2 separate regions of the Homo sapiens genome follow, and region 2 is linked to region 1. Evidence: read pairs that join two places in POLR2A ChIA-PET (ENCODE). Cell type or tissue: GM12878. All regions are shown on one strand. Links, peaks and the distances in the headings refer to the core of each region. The heading gives the core; the rest is flanking DNA. Region 1 overlaps NT5DC4 (5'-nucleotidase domain containing 4). Region 2 overlaps SLC20A1 (solute carrier family 20 member 1).

Region 1 (4,383 bases), core at 80-4,079:
GGGCTGAAGAGGTCTCATCCAGCTGGGAGGTTGGTGGGGAGAGGCAGGCTGTGGTGGGTGACTGGCTGTGGCAAGGTCAGATTTACCAGGCTGTGTGTGTGCAGCCCGTGTGCACCCCCAACAGGCTGAAGCCTCGGGCAGGCCCTGGAGGTCCTACTTTGACCTGATCGTGGTGGACACGCAGAAGCCCCACTTCTTTGCAGAGGGGTTGGTCCTGAGGCAGGTCAACACGGTAATGGCAGGTGCAGAGGTCAGTCCACCTGCACCCATGGACCACGGTTGGGGAGGGCAGCCTGCCTGCCCCTTAGACTTGACCTGCCTTTATAGCTGGCAGCTCTGCTGGCCTGTCTGTCCCTGGAGGCAGGGAACCCGAGGCCGCCTTCAGCGCCCTCTGCTGCCTCCTTCCTCCCACACCCCCCATGGTTACCTCTGCCACTCCCAGCTCCCTGCGACCCTCCCTAGCTAGAGACCAAAGATGTGGTTCTCCTGGCTCCAGGGCACCCCTCTGCCCCTCCAGGACTCAGGAAAGCTCCACGTGGGCACCTACACAGGGCCCCACCAGCACTGTGCTGTCTACTCTGGAGGTACCAGCTCCCACCATGCCCCATCACTCCTTGGGCACCCTCCTTCCCTCGACTAGGAGCCCAGGCCCCTCACCTGCCCCGAGTCACCTACCCCAAGGCAGGAAGGGCAAACGAGTGTCTGTCCTCCCCTTGGTGGGGCAGGCTCTTCGGACATGGTGTGCGAGCTGCTTGGGGTTCGGGGGATGGACATCCTGTACATTGGGGACCACATTTTTGGGGACATTCTCAAGTCCAAGAAGCGTCAGGGCTGGCGGACTTGCCTGGTGGTTCCTGAGCTGTCCTGGGAGCTGGACATCTGGGCCCAGGAGAAGGGTGAGCTGTTGGGGTCTGGAACAGTCAGAGGGGCACTGGCCTCCCATGCAGAGGCCCCAGCACTGCCTTCTCCTTTTTCCCGTGGGGGGTTAGTAGTTGTGACCAGGAATCCTGGCCACTCTGTTGTTTCTGAGGGAGGAAACAGACAAAGACATACAGACCCAGAGAGGCTAAGCGGCCTGCCCGAAGTCACACAGCCAGTAGGGGGAAAGCTGAGAGTCAAATCCACTTCTCCTGACCCAAGAATCCCGTGGTGTTTCTGCAGGCGGTGCCTTCCTCCTGCACCTGACCCCACCCTCCCCACCCACCCCAAGGATGTTCAGTGAGTGGAAGGTACACACCTTCCACCCAGGTATGACTTGAAGTCATCCTCCAGGGCAGGGAGTTGTGTGAGCCCACACAATTTGGGCTTTGTCCTGAGAGCTGAGGCTTTAGGTTTGAGTCATTGCCGTGTGACCTCAGGAAGGTCACCTGACTCCCTCACCTGTCCCATGGGGCCTACGGGGCCTATGCTGTCCCTGCCTCAGTCTGGGCAGAGTCTCACGTGATGTAAGGGGCCAGGGGTGTTATGCACACAGCTCAGGGTGTGCAAGTCCTCCGCTGGGCCAGGGCAGACACAGGCAGGCAGGGCCAGTGGGTGACACAGGCCGTCACTCACCCCCACTGACCCCTGGTGGCTTTTCAGAGCGGTTGGAGGAGCTGAAGAGACTGGACACGCACCTGGCAGACATATACCAGTGAGACCCTGGCCTTTCTGGGGGTGGGATGGGGCAGGGAGAGGTATGGAGGGGCAGTGGCTCACATCCCTGCCTGGCGGCGAGGTCCCGGCCAAGGTTGTCAGAACATCAAGATCTGTTTCAGGCTGGGCTTCCCTAGCAAACTGAATGTGGGGACCCCTCTCACCCCCTTGGGACTGCTCACACTCTGTGACCTCTAGGCCCTTCCTCTGAACCTATCCAGCACTCAGGGACCTGCCCTCGCACGCATGCACACACCCAGCCCGGCACCCCCACTGGATGCCCGCACGGTGTCCCCCCACCCGACCCCTGCTGGGGTCTAAGGAGACTGTCCTGGCACTCGGAGGCTCTGTGCCTCCCCTGGGTCACCTAGCTATTTTTGTACCAGGCACATGGATGGGAGCAGTTGTGAGCTGCAAGTCATCAACTTCACCAAGAGAGAGATCCAGGTGGGAGCTGGGTGGCGAGGGAAGGGACAGGCCCAGCAGGGGCGGAGCCGGGTTCACTTCCCCACTGCTTGCCTGTCGGCTTTGTCCTCGGTGCCAAAGGCCCAGTTACCCCATTCTCCTCAGCCTCGCCTGGGCTCCACCTGCCTTGTCAGCCAGCGCCCTCTGCTGGCCGACATTCCAAAGGGCAGCGGTACCCTCTTGAAGGGCTGAGTTGAGCCTGATTTGCAGGCTTTGCCTCCAGTCCCACAGTCTTTGCCAATCACCCTGCCCGGGAAGTGCCTGCGTGCTAGCTGGGCCCTTATTGACTGACTAGCCAGTTCTGATAGGAAATGTGATTTAGGGCCAGTGAGCCCAGGGTCCTTGGAAAAGAGAAGAAAAGACAGTGTTCCCTTGTGGCATTACTGACCGGCCACCAAAAAGCTGGAGGTGCCCATGGGTCAGCCAGGTGGAGGGAGTCAGGTCACTTGGTCATCCCAAGCCCAGCTGGGGCCGATCACAAAGGGTCTTTGCAGAGCCTTTTACAAAGCACAGCCGTTTGATCTTCCCCACAGCCTTAAGAGGTGGATGGAGCAGGGATTGTCACCTTTATTTTACAGATGAGGAAACTGAGGCTCAGAGAGAGGTCATCCTGGGAGTAAATGTTGGAACCATTCTCTAGGCTCTAAAAGCAGACAGGAAACAGGGCCTGGTGGCGGGGTGGGGCCTGCCAGGATAGTAGGAGCGAGGCTGGGGGTGTCGCCTTGCCAAGTCCTCTGTTGGACTCAGATGGTAAATGAAGCTGTGGGTTTAGTCCTGGGTGGTCCATCTTCAGGGCCAGGCAGGTAACTGTGATGGAAAGCTGCAGCGGGGCCTGTGGCAAAGTGAGGAGCTGCCCCACCTCCAAAAGCCAAGTGTGCAGCCTGTGGGTCTACAACATGCTGCTCCTTCCTACAGAGAGTCACAGGTTTCAATGTCCCCCGGTGAGAGGCCCAGAGAGGCCAGGGTTGCCCAGAAAGGGAGTAGGCCAGGTCAGGCCTAAGCGGGCTGGGATTTCAATTCAGTGTGTTGCCCCTCTGGCCAGAGGGTCACCCAGGAGCTGGACCTGTGCTACAGCACCATGGGCAGCTTGTTCCGCTGCGGTTTCCGCCAGACACTCTTCTCCAGCCAGCTGATGCGCTATGCCGACCTCTACACTGCCGCCTGCCTCGACCTCCTGTACTTCCGAGTGAGCTCAGCTCTCTCGGGCGGCCCCGGAGTTGGTGGGTCCCTGCGGAATCTCCACGGCTGTTTGTGAACATTTATCCTAGAAGGACCCACTGGTCCCCAGCCTTGCTAGGAGCTTGCAAGGTCACCAGCCCTAATCTCCCACCTTCAGACTCAGTGGGATCACAGTCTTGCAGATAACTGTCTGTGTCTTAACAGACGCATGGGAAGAGTTAGGTTTATACAGATAAGATGCCTCGGCAGGGATGTTCTTCCTCATGCCCAACCTTAACTCCTGCTTTAGATTGAGACCACACTATCTCGTCATTTCCTTGGTAGAAAGGATATCAGTTGCAAGGAGGAAGGCACAGTCCTCCTACCCTCAGTAAACATACAGTGGCTTCCGAAGGGGTGGAGGAGGCAGCAGATGATACAGTAAACACTCTGGCTGGTTTTCCTCTGGGAGACCGGAGGATGCTTCTGGGTTAAAAACAGGGTGGTAGAGGTGGCTACGATGGCACTGGGCAAGGGTTAGTAGGAGTCATGGGACTGGCCAGCTCAGGGCTTCCCTGGAACCTGCACGTGTCAGTCCTCCCAAGTTGGCATCATCATTTCCATTTGATAAGACGTAGAGCTTGCAGTTTAGGATCTGAACTTGAAGCTAGACCTCTGAGGCTCCCTGTCGCCTGCCTTCCCTGCTGCCCTTGGCTGCCTTCCAGACGTTTGAGAGGGGAAAACCATTTATTGAGTGTCTGCTGTGTTTCCTGCACTGGGCTGGGTGCTTTTCATCGATTATGCTTAATGCTCAATATAACTCAGCAAAGTAGGTTTTATCTTCCTCATTTTATCATTGATGAGGAAGCACAGAGAATCTAAGTGACTTGCCATCACACAGCTAGTGGACCACACAGCTGGGATGTGAGCCTGTCAAGCTCCAGGGGTCACACTGTGTCTCCTGCACTGTGCTGCCACACACATGGGGGAACTGGCTTTCACCGGGCGGCCTCATCTCATCTCTGGACTCTTAGATGGGCTGGCCCAGACCGCTCCTGTGGGCAAAGCTGGGGGTCCAGGCATAGCCCTCTGTGCTGGTAGATATTATTGTTAAAGTAGAGACCA
Region 2 (4,383 bases), core at 160-4,159, 70 kb before region 1:
AAAGTCTCCCATGATGCTCTTAACACTCATTCTTTATGTGGTAGAAGCAAAGCTCAGAGATGAGTGAAATTAGAATCATTTTAAAAACAGAAACTTAGATATTTTCGTTGTGTCCTTTATGGATCATTTGTAAGAAAAACCAGTCTCTTTCCTTTTTGACTTGGAATGTAGACCAACTTAAATTGTGATAGACAGTAATTTCATGTATATTTTAGTTTGTGTGACCACATGATCAAAATTGAAAGCAGAATTTAAAATGAAAAGATACATAGTCACCATAGAATTGTAGTTTGGGGCCGGGCGCGGTGGCTCATGCTTGTAATCCCAGCACTTTGGGAGGCCGAGGTGGGTGGATCATGAGGTCAGGAGTTCAAGACCAGCCTGGCCAAGTTGGTGAAACCTCATCTCTACTAAAAACTAGAAAAACTAACCAGGTGCAGTGGCAGGCGCCTGTAATCCCAGCTACTTCGGAGGCTGAGGCAGGAGAATCACTTGAGCCTGGTAGGCGGAGGTTGCAGTGAGCCAAGATCGTGCCACTGTACTCCAGCCTGGGCGACAGAGTGCGATGCTGTCTCAAAAAAAAAAAAAAAAAGTTCAAAAACAAAAAAAGTTTTAGTTTTGAAGGGACCTCAATTTGTTTCTAATTTTTTTTTTTTTTTTTTTTTTGAGACAGAGTCTCGCCCTGTCACTCAGGTTGGAGTGCAGTGGTGCGAACTTGGGTGACTGCAACCACTACCTCCCGGGTTTGAGCGATTCTCCTGCTTCAGCCTCCCGAGTAGCTGGGATTACACATGTGCATCACCACGCCCAGCTAATTTTTGTATTTTTAGTAGATACGTGGTTTCACCGTGTTGGTCAGTCTGGTCTTGAACTCCCAACCTCAGGTGATCCACGGACCTCAGCCTCCCAAAGTGCTGGGATTACAGGCGTGAGCTGCCGCGTCTGGCCTTGTGTCTGATTTTTAAAGATTAATCATTTTGGGGTATGATAGAATTTCCAGTTTATAAGTACAAACAGTCCCTGACTTCATGGTTCAACCTTCAGTTATTTGACTTTTTGATGGGTTTATAGGTACATAACCTCATTGTAAGTTGAGGAGCATCTGTGATTTCGTACATAACAAGCAAAATAAAGCAAAACAAGCAGAAGTAACTAAGCTATTCCTAGATATCAACTACAGATCATTATAATATCTTTTATGGGTTTTTTTTTTTTTTTTTTACCTTTTTTGTTTTTCAGGGATGGGGTCTTGCTGTGTTGCCCAGGCTGGCCTTGTATTCCTGGGCTCAGGGTGTTCTCACACTTCAGTCTCCTGAGTAGCTAGAGATCATTATAACATCTGTTAGATTTAAATAGGATTGTATAGTGCTTTACTTCTTTTCGTTTGTTTTTGTGACGGAGTTTCGCTCTTGTCACCCAGGCTGGCTGGAGTGCAGTGGCACGATCTTGGCTCACTGCAACCTCGACCTCCTGGGTTCAAGTGATTCTCCTGCCTCAGCCTCCCAAGTAGCTGGGATTATAGAAGCCCACCACCACATCCAGCTGATTTTTTTAATTTTCAGTGGAGACGGGGTTTCACCATGTTGGCCAGGCTGGTCTTGAACTCGTGACCTCAGGTGCTCCACCTGTCTCAGCCTCCCAAAGTGCTGGGATTACAGGTGTGAGCCACTGTGCCTGGCCAGTGCTTTACTTCTGTCTTTAGTACAGGCTAATGGTTTGGAGCCTACTGGCGTGCATATGACAGTCAGATAATGACTAATATTACTCATTCTTAAACCATGTGAACAGTGTTGCTAGGCAAGTCTTTTTTTAAGGTAAGACTTGTAAGTGAAATTACCACTAAACTTTGTGTGTGAGAAAGACAAAACTTTTTTTTTTTTTTTTTTTTTTTTTGAGACAAAGTCTGACTTTGTCACCCAGGCTGGAGTGCAGTGGCGCAATCTCAGCTCACTGCAACCTCCGCCCTGCCAGGTTCAAGTGATTCTCCCACCTCAGCCTCCCGAGTAGCTGGGACTACAGGCGCCCACCACCATGCCCGGCTAATTTTTTTTTGTATTTTTAGTAGAGATGGGGTTTTGCCATGTTGGGCAGGCTGGTCTCGAACTCCTGACCTCAAGTGATCTGCCTGCCACGGCCTCCCAAAGTGCTGGGATTACAGGCATGAGCCACCGTGCCTGGCTGAAAGACAAAGCTTTTACAACTATTCTTAAATTATCAACTTTTGATAGATAATATCCTTGTTTTCTGTATCTTGCTTTGATACTGCTTTCAAGGAGATAATCTCATTAAAGCATTTTACTAAAGGCCAGTATAGTGAATGTAATCACTTTTACACAGAATTGTGTCAGCATGACAAATGTGACTACTGAGACATCATTCTGTTAACATTAAAATAAGTTTGTAGGTGGTAATGGAATATGTGGCAGTTACGATCATGAGCTAGGAGAGTGGAACACTTGCTGTCTTTTTCATAGCTAGTCATAGGTCCTTAGCGTGTAGTGATCTTTATTATCTTCCAAGGTGAAGAAAGGAAAAGGCTCGTATGTTGAGAAGCATAGGAACTTGAGTCCCGCAGGTGTTCAAGTGGGCTAGGCTGGTGTGGGTTTTCAGATGATCATTGAGTTTTTCTCCCAAATTTGTATAGGCACTAGCACAGTAATCCTGTGCACTTAAATCTGGCAGCAGCTGTCAGGGGTGATGGGCTGGTATGGGGAACCCCTCAGTCCCCAGAGGAGGGTTTACACAATATTGCAGGGGGCTGTTGCCCTGGGGTTTTCAAGATGCACCATTTTATCTCCTAGTGCTGGGCTTTGACAAACTTCCTCTGTGGGGTACCATCCTCATCTCGGTGGGATGTGCAGTTTTCTGTGCCCTTATCGTCTGGTTCTTTGTATGTCCCAGGATGAAGAGAAAAATTGAACGTAAGTAATAACTAAACAGCAGAAAAGTTTAACTACTAATGTTGTGTTTATTTTTTATTTGGCCACCTGTAAAAATCTATTAGAAGAGATTGGCAAAATAAGAGATTTTAAAGGGAAATTTGAGGATATGGGTTTGTTGTCCAAACTGTTTTTAGAAATGGACTTACATGACCTAAGACCTGTTCTTAAAAATGGACTTACATGACCTAAGACCTAGTGATAAAGAGTATTCAACCTATGCTGTAGAGACAATCTGGGGCATTGAATTTTTTTATGTTCCTTGATCAGTTGCCAGTGACATGATAGATAAATAGAGAAATCATAGCCTACATTTACTGAGAAGTAGAAGGATACCTTAATGAAAAATAAGGGGTAGATACAAGATATTTTCGTAGAGGAAATATTTACCCCAACTGCTTCTGTGTATAACTTCAGATTCAGACAAGCAAAGCTAAGTCTAATGTGTACATGTTGTATATAGGCTAGAATACATGTAGACATTGTATTGCAGTATACAATGCAAATACATATACAAACACACATTGTGTGTCTGCTAGAATTGTAGCACAGATTCTAGAAGTAAACATTTTCAAGTGTCAAGGAATCATTTAGGCCATTACCACACACTCATGTAATTAAATACTGAGTAAATTTTGGTTAGTATCGGACTTTTTTTTCCTTAAAATAATCATTTTCTGCCCTTTTCATCGATGTGAAGGCTGGGTTAGCAAGTTGAAGTTTATCGTTTCGAAGCTGAGGGATGCATAGACTGCAGTGGTGTTAGGAAGAACGCTGCGTCACCGCAGCTGAACCGAAGAGCCTCCGAGAGGTTCTGTGCTAGTCTGGCTGTGCCGAGTGCACGGTGGGAACCAGGCTTTCAGGACTCTCTGGCCTCATTTTCCCTCTCTGGGAGGAGTTGAGACAAGTCTTGCTTTATGTTAGTCAGTCTGTAGTTTGACTGAGGTGCCTGGATGGATAGGTCAGCATACTGAGCACTGGCATGAGAGAGGCAGAAGATACTCTGGTCTGCCTGTGGGATTTACAGCCATGATGCACATCTCTTTGTTTTATAGAGGTGGAAATTAAAGTTGTCGTCTTTAGTTCCCTGCATTGAGCTGTGCCACTTTGCTTGAATTGGTGGACTGAAATTTGAGAGAATCCTCTTTTGAAAAGAATAGAATTGGGTACAGTTCAGATTTTTAGTTTCAGCTTATCAGCCCCATGGTTGAGCTACTTTCCCCTACAGAATGAGTCAGCAGGGAGCTAAGAAGGGTTCTTATATCTGTAAAGGGTTGTAAAAATAAAAACAAAACAACAATGTGCTACAGAAGCCCGTAAAACCTAAAATATTTACAGAAAAATTTTGGGACCCCTGACATAGGGTGTTCTGCATTGCTGGTTGTTCCCAAGTGAGAGTTGCTGGCAAATGATAAAGCAGGCAGGAAAAATGTTCCTGAATGTT

The links. ChIA-PET counts read pairs that join two places held together with the same protein. Peaks named below come from ENCODE experiments on the same cell type or tissue, not always from the same donor. Only the 100,000 strongest peaks of a DNase experiment are listed, where the experiment ranks them.
Region 2: POLR2A ChIA-PET joins it to region 1 with 6 read pairs; 20 of 35 experiments call an interaction of 5 or more read pairs at or near these places.

What each region holds. Positions count from the first base shown.
Region 1 is chr2:112,724,657-112,729,039 of GRCh38, forward strand. NT5DC4 (5'-nucleotidase domain containing 4) reads left to right here. Exons shown (of 17, transcript NM_001393655.1): 11 at 125-250; 12 at 518-584; 13 at 726-896; 14 at 1,582-1,633; 15 at 2,022-2,082. Among named protein-coding and RNA genes, the nearest start is that of NT5DC4, 5.8 kb to the left of the region's middle. RefSeq lists enhancers at 1,439-2,158, 2,159-2,877. In GM12878, for the core only: CTCF peaks have their summits at 109, 403 (motif pointing left) and 2,247 (motif pointing left); DNase peaks (open chromatin) are centred at 1,355 and 2,189; H3K27ac peaks cover 482 bases.
Region 2 is chr2:112,654,321-112,658,703 of GRCh38, forward strand. It overlaps SLC20A1 (solute carrier family 20 member 1), which reads left to right. Exons shown (of 11, transcript NM_005415.5): 6 at 2,802-2,921. Among named protein-coding and RNA genes, the nearest start is that of SLC20A1, 11 kb to the left of the region's middle. In GM12878, for the core only: no CTCF peak of the experiment used is centred there; a DNase peak (open chromatin) is centred at 1,741; H3K4me3 peaks cover 240 bases; H3K27ac peaks cover 1,789 bases.